2 separate regions of the Homo sapiens genome follow, and region 1 is linked to region 2. A link is a contact called in ENCODE Hi-C or POLR2A ChIA-PET data. All regions are on one chromosome and are shown on one strand. Each heading gives the region's core, a stretch centred on a gene start or an enhancer-like site at or near the end of the contact. The rest is flanking DNA. Distances are from core to core; before and after follow the strand shown.

Region 1 (4,770 bases), core at 158-2,657, 89 kb before region 2:
TACTGTTTGGGGCACTGCCTGTATATTCTGAGTTGCTTCTGGAGGAATCCTGAAAGCTCCCCAGCAGGGAGGCTGTGCGGGGAGCCACGAGGGCATGCAGAACCACGAGGAGCCTGGCCCCAGGACGAGGGCGTGCAGAACTGCGAGGAGCCTGGCCCCAGGAAGAGGGCGTGCAGAACCGCGAGGAGCCTGGCCCCAGGAGGACCCACCACACTGAGGCTCCCAGGCCTCACCCAATCACAGCGCAAAGGCAACAAGTCCCTACAGCCATCACAGGTGAGGGGACAACTCAAGGAAAGAACCATGAGTGTCAAGGTGACCAGCACATGCCCGGCACCCTCTGGCACCTAATAAATTCTCCACTAAGGTGGAACAGTGCTGAGGATGAGGCACTCAGAGCCTGGCATTAACTCAAAAGCTGATGAGGACAGAATAATCCAATGCTGACAGTGATCAAGTGACAGCAAACAGTTGCATAAGCACAGCGCTTCAGAGTTCAGAGGAGGGGCCAGGAGACAGCACAACAGCAAAGGCTACAGAGTCATGGGTTCAGAGTTCAGAGGAGGGGCCAGGAGACAGCGCGACAGCAAAGGCTACAGAGACACGGGGTCAGAGTTCAGAGGAGGGGCCAGGAGACAGCACAACAGCAAAGGCTACAGAGACATGGGTTCAGAGTTCAGAGGAGGGCCCAGGAGACAGCGCGACAGCAAAGGCTACAGAGACACGGGCATCTTTGAGGAAGAGAATGGGATAGAAGGACAGGGAGGAAGTCTAACTGGTTCCAGCCCACAGACGGCCCATAGCACAGCAGCAGAGCCGCCTGGGGAAGTGACCGCTGCAAGACTCCTAGACTCGGAAAGGAGGGGGGCGAGACGGAATCACAGGGAGAAATGTCACCCAAACTTCGAGCTTTGAATCCATTTAATGACTGGTCATTTTCCAAGAACTTTCTGAAGCTTCATGGTTTCTAACTGTATTTTCAAACTGCCCATACGGCCCTTGTGACAGGGGCTGCGGGGGAGTGGGGGTGCATCTGAATTCACTGTGCGAACTCAGTAACCCAGAGGCAACTTCAGGATTATAATTTTTTTGACTCACTTTTTAACAAGAATTCCCATTTTTTCTCATGTACTCCAGGATATCACTTAGAGTCCTGAATGTTCAACCAAAGTTTCTAATTTGCTGAAATACAGGGGCTTCGTCCCAGCCCTCTGAATGTGAGCTACAGGAGAGAAGGTGCTAATGTTGGACTCTACTCTGCTTGGCTGACATCAGAGGTAATATTACTTGTACCTTCTTAAGGCCACTTTCGAAACCTACTGATGCCTTCATTGCTTGGGGAGTCATATCAGTGACCAGCTGTGCCTGACACACAGATGACTCACCCTGAAAACCTGCATGATGAGACACTCAGAGGAAGCCCAGCACACCCAGGCCCCTATTGAACAGAAAATCAAGTTAACTGAAACCACCAAACCTCTAACCATGATATCAAACAGCTTTCTAAAGGAGACTCACCTCCCCTCCCCACCCTCTCCCTTCACCAGGCAAGCTGGCCTTGTGAAAACGCTGTGGCCACCACACGCTGATGGCCCCTGAGCCCAGGGAGGGCCCCTGGACAGGCGAAGGGTGGGCAGACCATATTTCACATGAGCTGCTCCCTCTCCAGCAGCGTAACACCAACACTCGAGGCAACGCTGAGCGGGGGCGGCACGCATTGCCCTGCACTGAACCAGAGAGGAGACAGACTTAGAGCAGACCCTTCCTGGAAGTGGGTGACGTGTCCCCGGGCTAGAGCATGGACGCGCCTCACCCTCAGGACTCCATCACTACTGCCAAGGGACTGCAATGGCAGAGTCCTTGCCGTCTTATGAAGTGAGTCCTAAAAAAGAAGAGTCTTCCCCAAGAGTAGTATAGACGATTTGGGGGATGGTGAGAGACTCCTGCTCTCTCTGGCAAGTGAAAGGAGCTGCAATTTGCTGACAGCCAACTGCACACTGGAGTCTTTAACTTTCCTAACAACCCTCCAAGATACTCACTACTCCCACTGGCCCGAGTTTACGGCACTGAGAAAGGGTGCGTGCCCACGCGTACCACACACCCCAGAGCACGAAGGCTGAGAATGTAACCGAGGTTTCCAGGACTCCAAAGCCCAGTGCCTTCTGCTACGCACTTGAGTGTCTCCACTTTTGATAAACACATAACTCTCATGTCCTTTTTCCCTGGTACTTAAAATTTCAAGGTAAAGTAGATTCCTTAGTTATCTGCAAAGAGAAAATTTAATTTTGATCATGAAAACTACAAATCCTTACTTGGATCATGAGAAATAAAAAGTCTGCAAACTCACCCATTCACTGGGTCAAAAAGCCTTGCCTGTGCCATTTTGTTTTTCCTTTCGAGAAGATAAAGATGGCAAGAAAAGCAAATAGAAAAAAGAAAATATTAAAAGGCACATATCAAATATAAACTCCCACACCCCACAAAGTGGGAGTCCAGCTTTCTCAAGTGTGAAAAGGCTAAACGCTGGAGACCACCTGGCCACACAGCCTCAACTCAGCCTGGCTCATCCCCACACCCCTGTCCCCACCTCTGCTTCCTCTCACACTAAAGCTGTGTTTCCCAAGACCAGAACCAAGCCACGTGTGGCTACTTAATTTGAAATAAATGAAAATGAAACAGAACTGAACCTTCAGTGGTGCTGGTCACATTTCCCGTGCTCAGGGGCCACGTGGCTGCAGTCAACACCCGCCCCGGGCAGTGCAGAGAGAGAACACACGCATCTGAGTGCAGAGGCTGCCGGCCAGTGCCACCCTGGCACAGGGGGCCAACCCCCCCCCAGTGGTCTCTCCCTGTCTCTGTCCTCAGAATTAAATAGCATCCCTGTGTGGAAGAGGCCAGAGAGGGCAGAGACTCAGGAGAGGAAGAAGAACTTCCTCTCACCCCATCAGAGACTGCCTCGTTTCCCTCCCACTGGGTTGGCCAAGAGAAAGCCCTGTCCAAGAGCAGAACTTTCACACACCTCAATTCATCTCCATGGCTTCGACTAATTCCAAGCCATGCTGAAAATCCTGGACCTGGAGAAACCTCTCCTTCTACTGAGGATCGGAAGACACTGCTTACCTAATGGGAAGGCCCACCTGAGGCCCAGGACCTGCACCTCACCTTGACTGTCCTCTGCCCTCTGCTCAGAGCACACGCTGTGGTTGTGATCATGATTAACTTTTGTTTATTTGGAGAAAGTGGTCCTGAGAAGAATGCCACCTGCTAGAACTGCTGATGGATCCTAACAGCTCAAAGATAGGAATGGAAGGCAGATGGGTGCTAGGCAGAAAATGTAAAATTTCCAGAGGGAGGAAATGCAAGTAGCAGAAGACAATGGCAGCCAGCAAGCTACCTGCTCCCAGCACTTCCTCCCAAATGATGCCAAAAAGCAAGGAGGAGGCCGGGCACAGTGGCTCACGCCTGTCATCCCAGCACTTTGGGAGGCCAAGGCAGGCGGATCACAAGGTCAGGAGTTCAAGACTAGCCTAACCAACATGGTGAAACCTCATCTCTACTAAAAATAAAAAAATTAGCCAGGCGTGGTGGCAGGTGCCTGTAATCCCAGCTAATCAGGAGGCTGAGGCAGGAGAATTGCTTGAACCTGGGAGGCAGAGGTTGCAGTGAGCCAAGATCACACCACTTCACTTCAGCCTGGGCAACAGGGCGAGACTCCATCTCAAAAAAAAAAAAAAAAAAAAAAGCAAGAAGGACAACGCACACTGCACTAAACCCTATCCTCAGAGAATGCCACACTGCCAGTGAGAAGGAGTCATCTCCACCGCGATCGCCCCTTGCCACCCACCCAAGGCTCCGTGATGGGTGGAAAACCATGGGGAGGAGAAGACACGGGGAGGGGGCCATGGGAAATGAAGTAAACTTCCTACTTCCTTTTATGAGGCAAGCATAACATTTATTCCTAAACCTGAGGAAAACGGTACTCCACCAAAAAACCCTACACACCACTGTCACTCGTGGATACAAATGCAAAAGCTGAAGGACAAATATTGCAAATATATGACCAAGAAAAAATCAACACCACATCTGAATTCTCAACAGGTCTTTCTCTGGCCTTTACTCTTTGAGGTGACAAGCTGGTGGAGAAACCATGAGTTCTGGGGCCGGGAGAACGGTCACAGCACGGCCTTGACGGGCAACCTGGGGGAGTCACAACAGTCATGTATGGTGGTGTCGCCAGAGGGCATTTAAGAATTCCAGGTGATCATGTAATGACCTGCTTAGCGCAGTGTCTGACACGGTGAACCCGCCACTAGTCACCATCGTCTTCACTGACAGAGTCTTGCTCTGACTAGCACAGGACTTACACTTTCTATAAACGCACAAATGGGGGCATGCATGAGCCAGGAAAGAAACCGCGTAACATCAGAATAAGGCATTCCTCGACAATGAATCAATCTGTGAGCAGAAATTTATTTTTCCCAGGTTGTGACACTGAATTGGAAATACAAAGAAAACAACAGATCACAGAATATACCACAAGGATCTCCTAACTAAATGCCATTAAGCTTTTAAAGTCCATTAACATTTCTAGGAACAAAATAAAAATTATGCATAACATGCAACAGCAGCCAGGAATGGAGAAAACTACACGAAAAATGAAGGTCCGTCAGATCAGTCTTGACCATGCTCCTCAGTATGGCTTTAAAGGGATTAAGAATCAGACCCAGGAAAGAGAGTCCATGAAATTTCTGAAACTTTAAGTGAGGTGTG
Region 2 (4,893 bases), core at 164-2,663:
AAAGGTGTATTCTGGCCTTTACAACTCTCCAGGACACCTGAGGCCAGGCCTCCTGCCTCCCAGGTCTCCCATGGTGGCAATCTCTTCTACACTATTTCTCCTATGTGGGAATCTAAATGTCAAACTAATGGCACAAAACATACCAAATGCCTCCAGGTTAGGCCCACCTGGGGTCTCCAAAAATGAGGGAGAGGTCACCGCAGAACTGGTTTTCCACACTGCAGAGTCCTCAGTCCAGTCCCAATTGACCAAAGATCATTAGTTGCACAGCCGATAAGGAAGGCTGATGGCCTCCAAGGCCCGGCCCTGGACTGCTGAACCCCACGCGAGATTCCACAGAAGGGGACACCCGCCTAAACAGTCTCTCGACGGCACCAGCACCGGGTTCTGAAAACCGCAGGAGTTGTTTTGTTTTTTGTGGAATGTATACTGACGTACAGAAAGGGGAAATGACAGGATGTCTGGGGTTTGCTTTGAAATACTCCAGCAAAGGAGAAGGAAAAGAAAAAGAAAAAGAAAAGAATGGGACAGATGAGAGGCTGGTGGCATATCTTGATACCCGCCGAATCCGGGTGAAGATGAGAGGCTGGTGGCATATCTTGATACCCGCCGAATCCGGGTGAAGATGAGAGGCTGGTGGCGTATCTTGATACCCGCCGAATCTGGCTGATAGGTGTGTTGCTTCACTGCACTGTTCTCTCGATCTTTGTGCATGTTTGAAATTTTTTATAACACAGTTTTTTTTGTTTTTTAAGTGTGAGAGATGGTAAAGGTGGCCCAGGCCTGATGACAATGATTGATGATATTCCCATTGGGGAAAACTCCGTCCATTTCCCGAGGAGCAGAGCCTTTCCCTCTTCTGGAAAAGAAGTCACCCTTCCTCCCACACTTAAGCACCCCACAGCCCACAGTGAACTGTCTCCTCTGACCTCAACACTGCTTGCAGGGTAGCTCTTCAAAGACGGAAAGCATAGGTGAGTAAGCGATGTCGCCACGCCCACTGACAAACATACATACAAATGGATCAGTGCTGCTAGCAACAAATCCAACTCACTAAACCATTCTCATTGAAAGATCACAACAGCTATTGCCTGTTTGCCTCATTATTTAAAACCACATCATGGTATATGTGTGCTGTTGAGATAGATGAGTAACAGGAGAGGGGAGAAAAAGCACTCGGCACATTGCTGCCTTCCAGATGCATTGTGATAAACTCCATGGTTTCTGCCTGGCAACAATACTAATGGCAAGATACCCATTTCTTGTCCCAGACAGATGGATGTCTAAAAAGCATCTCATCTTTTAAACACAGAATTTTTTTACCCCTAAGCCAACATCCCAGCCCTCCCACAGAGCCCTGGCTGTTGCCAGCTCCCCGGCTGCTCCTGCGGGCCGACTGCAGCAAGGCGTATCCTCCTCCTGGAATCGGCTCGCCGCGGTTCCTTCCTGAGGGCTGGCGACCCAACGCAAAGCAGGAACGACAGACTCTGAAGTCCCCAGCTTGCAACTAGTACATGATCATCATTCTATCACTTTCAAATAAAAGAGCCTAATATTTTGAGCATAATGATTTTAAGGAGCTCAACAATTTCTTGGCATGCATTATTCATTTTGGGACACAACACTGTTATTTCACTGAGATTACTGTAAATCGCTACATGAAGAGCTGGCTTGCATGAACAATTAAATGATAGATATGATAAACTAGATTTATAAGCTTTATGTTCCCATAACATAAATTCCTTGAATGATTTAACTCAGCAGAGCTAGAAAATTCTTTCCAGACACCAGGTTCGTGGATCTCCAGCTCCCCCATCAGCATTTAATGAAAACTTACCTCAAAACCGAAAGGAAAAATATTTAATAAAAGGCTTAATATTACTACGGTAACCGCAGCAAGTTGTTTCAGAAATGAATAATAATAGCTCTGTTAGGTGCTTCATTAAAAATTTTCCAACCAAATACTGCCCTTAATCTTCTCCATGGAACAAAAGACTTATTCAGGATCCATGTAGAAGACTGAAAATAACGTCAGATACAACCTTGTGCCCAAGCACAGACGTCCTTACGTCTCAAGCACAGAGAAAGATGGAATCTAATCAGCTAAGAGGAGAGAAAGTTGGGTATTTATCCTAAAACAATTGATTAACAATCTCAATATCCCACTGTTACGTTCTTTCCTCCACGGATCAACAAAGACATTCCTCGTCTCACCAAAATGGCCTTCTCCTGGCACAGGCAACCGCCTGCAGATAATGCAGGAATCAAAGACTACAGTCACTGGACGCCAGGGTATGACCAAGAAACACCAGGGCCCACTGGACTCCAGGCACAGACAGGACTCCCTTCTCCAGAGAATTCCAGAGTTGGAGAAGTCCTAGAAACCAAATCTGACTATGGCACAGGACTTTTGAGACCACCCAGGCAATACTTGCTGGCATGAAGGAGGGCGCAGCATCTCCAACCCAACAGTCTCCTACCACTCTCCACTTAAGAGCCCAGTAGGACCCCTGGGCCTGGGATGACCCCGCTCAGACGTCCAGGCCAGCCTCACTGTGCTCAGACCGTCAACTGCTATGATGCCTGCAAGTGAGCAGGAGGGCTTCATTACAACTGGGTAAGTGACTGCTCCAGACCCCACGGGGGACCCAGATGGAAGCATCCAGCTCAGCCCAACCCTTCCCAGGAATCACTCGGCCCCACCTCTGCCTGGTTCACTCTGGCTGTGCTGTGCTCCTCTACCCACCCATAAGCTCTCCCCATCCTTATACCCAGTCTCCTGCAAACTCACTTCTGTCCCACCACGTCAAGCTGACGACTCAACCACACAGACATCTGGCACACACTCAGTCACTAGCTTTATGCTGGTGGCTACACTGCCTGGCACAGAGGAGGTGCTTAATGAATGCCCACAGGGGGTACAATCAGAGGGAGACAGGGCTGCCCAGATGCTTTATAACTAAATGCAACTAAGCTTATAAACTTCTCCAAAGAGGAGAGTAAGAAGAGAAGGAAGCAGCACGCAGTGGAATAGTTCACGGTCTACACAGCAGTTAACGGTGTACTCAGTGACTGCTGGACATGGGCACCGTGGCATGGCAAGACCACAGACGGGGATGCTTCTCAATGAGACTCCTACTTGGAATGCTTAGAACGGCTTGATAAGAATGTGCTTGGACCAGAGTGCCCACGCCCAGCATCTAGCATGCCTTACCCACATGTTTACACCCACAGGAAGGCTGGCTGGCCAGTCCAGCCCAAGCTTGTACTCCTTTGCAAATGACAGCCAAGAAGACAGAGACCGTGTGACCCTCAAGACCGAACAACCCCACAAACATCTATCTGCCTTGAGATGTCCTGACCCCATCCCAAATGCTTTCTGGCCCCAGCACAGCCAACGGCATCTGCCAGCATGATGAATGGAAGGCAGCTGTCCTTCCCGATGATGTGAGAACACAGGGTGCTGCCGGGTGCTACTCCCCAGGCTGTGTTTACGCTCACAGGTCAATCCGCTGTGAATGAGATGCAGTTTATTTTCATTAACAGAAAAGCTTGGCCTCCTTCACCCCAGGGAACTAGGATATCATACATCTCAGTTTACCCAGTTCACCGCTCACCTGCCCCTCTTAAACTGTTAAGAGTGCCCCGTTTACCCCCAAAACAGATGATAAACAATATGGCCCCTCTATTGAAAAACCCCAGAAGTCTACAGACGTCATCTACAGAACGCGTGATACCCACTCCCAGCCCCAACTTGCTGGATGGGTGTAAAGGCGTCACCCAAAATGTACTGGGGGCCACACTCTGTGCTCTTTTGGGCCCAGATAACAAAGGGGGCATGCTGAGGTGGCTTAATAACAGTGAATGATTCATATTTGGGACAGCTTCAGAATAAAGCCGAGTCTCAATCCCCTGGCATCCCAGGAGGAAGAGCTGCTGCAGCACCGGCCGGGCAGCCACTGTATACCCGTGGCTGTTTTATCTCTGCAGGGGAGTTATTATCATAAAAATCAATGACAACAACAACAGCTGACTTGACTGAGCGCTGCTCTGTGCAGGTGGTGGTTTGTATTACTGTATTAGTACACCGAATGCTCGTAACAACAGAAGCAAGTGATTCCCACTTGACAGATGAGGACCCTGAGCTAAAGGCGAGCAGCAGAACTGGCTCAGTGCCTCCCCTTGAACCACCACATTACAGTGGGTCATTTCACAAATGATGCCCTGAAATCCGGCCACCCAGCTGAACGCATGGAACTAAATCCATTTCCCACCAACTGCCTCAGGTACGCACAGTGTGCTCGAGGCACTGCAGACACTCAGAGACAGCCAAGTCCCAGGGTACATCAGGATCCCAGCCCTGCCATTCTGCACTCCTTCCATCTCCTCATGAACATGGGCCGCAGCACCTCCTTCAGCTCCCTTCTCATCGATGTCACCCAGACACTGCTCCATTCAACTGTGATGCTGTCAAGGCATGCCCTGGGCACGCAACAGCAGCTCTGGAACATCCCTACCTGTCAGGGCGCCAAAGCCCTCCCTCCCCAACTCATCTCCCGAAGCTGCCCGCTGGGCGTGGCTACACAGTGTGTGCACTGCCAAAGGGCCCTGGAGAACGTTCTGCAGTAAGGCTGATGTTCTACAGTTTGATCGGAGATCGCGCTGCACAGGTCATGCATTTGTTAAAACTCATCCCACTGATTTTTGTGCTGCAGGTTTGTACATTTCATGGTGTAAATATTACCTCCACGAAAACCCTAAATCAAGTTAATGACATGCATACTCAAGTGTTTACGGGGAGAACTGATATCTACAACTTACTTTGAGATGCATCCAAAAAGAAGAGACGGAATGATGGATGGACAGACAGAGACAGAAAGAGAGATGGAGGAG

The links. A loop is a pair of places that touch in the nucleus more often than their neighbours do. ChIA-PET counts read pairs that join two places held with the same protein, here RNA polymerase II (POLR2A). Pooled maps may share reads with other maps.
Region 1: a loop to region 2 is called in a map of gastrocnemius medialis, with 3 times the contacts of the local background. The contact joins two enhancer-like sites. A Hi-C loop is called at or near these places in 4 of 168 maps with a recorded cell type or tissue (endothelial cell of umbilical vein, gastrocnemius medialis, heart left ventricle and 1 more) and 4 of 50 pooled maps. POLR2A ChIA-PET finds 5 or more read pairs at or near these places in 1 of 52 experiments (WTC11).

What each region holds. Positions count from the first base shown.
Region 1 is chr22:46,931,693-46,936,462 of GRCh38, reverse strand. The region is part of intron 8 of TBC1D22A (TBC1 domain family member 22A); the gene reads right to left. Among named protein-coding and RNA genes, the nearest start is that of TBC1D22A-AS1, 18 kb to the right of the region's middle. RefSeq lists enhancers at 43-608, 975-2,174, 2,708-2,877, 2,888-2,937. Within about 2 kb of position 1,407, at least 13 of the 41 ENCODE cell types and tissues checked have a DNase peak (open chromatin) inside an H3K27ac peak, as active enhancers do; they include endothelial cell of umbilical vein, where a contact is called at or near this core.
Region 2 is chr22:46,842,436-46,847,328 of GRCh38, reverse strand. The region is part of intron 4 of TBC1D22A (TBC1 domain family member 22A); the gene reads right to left. Among named protein-coding and RNA genes, the nearest start is that of TBC1D22A-AS1, 71 kb to the left of the region's middle. Within about 2 kb of position 1,413, at least 2 of the 41 ENCODE cell types and tissues checked have a DNase peak (open chromatin) inside an H3K27ac peak, as active enhancers do; they include endothelial cell of umbilical vein, where a contact is called at or near this core.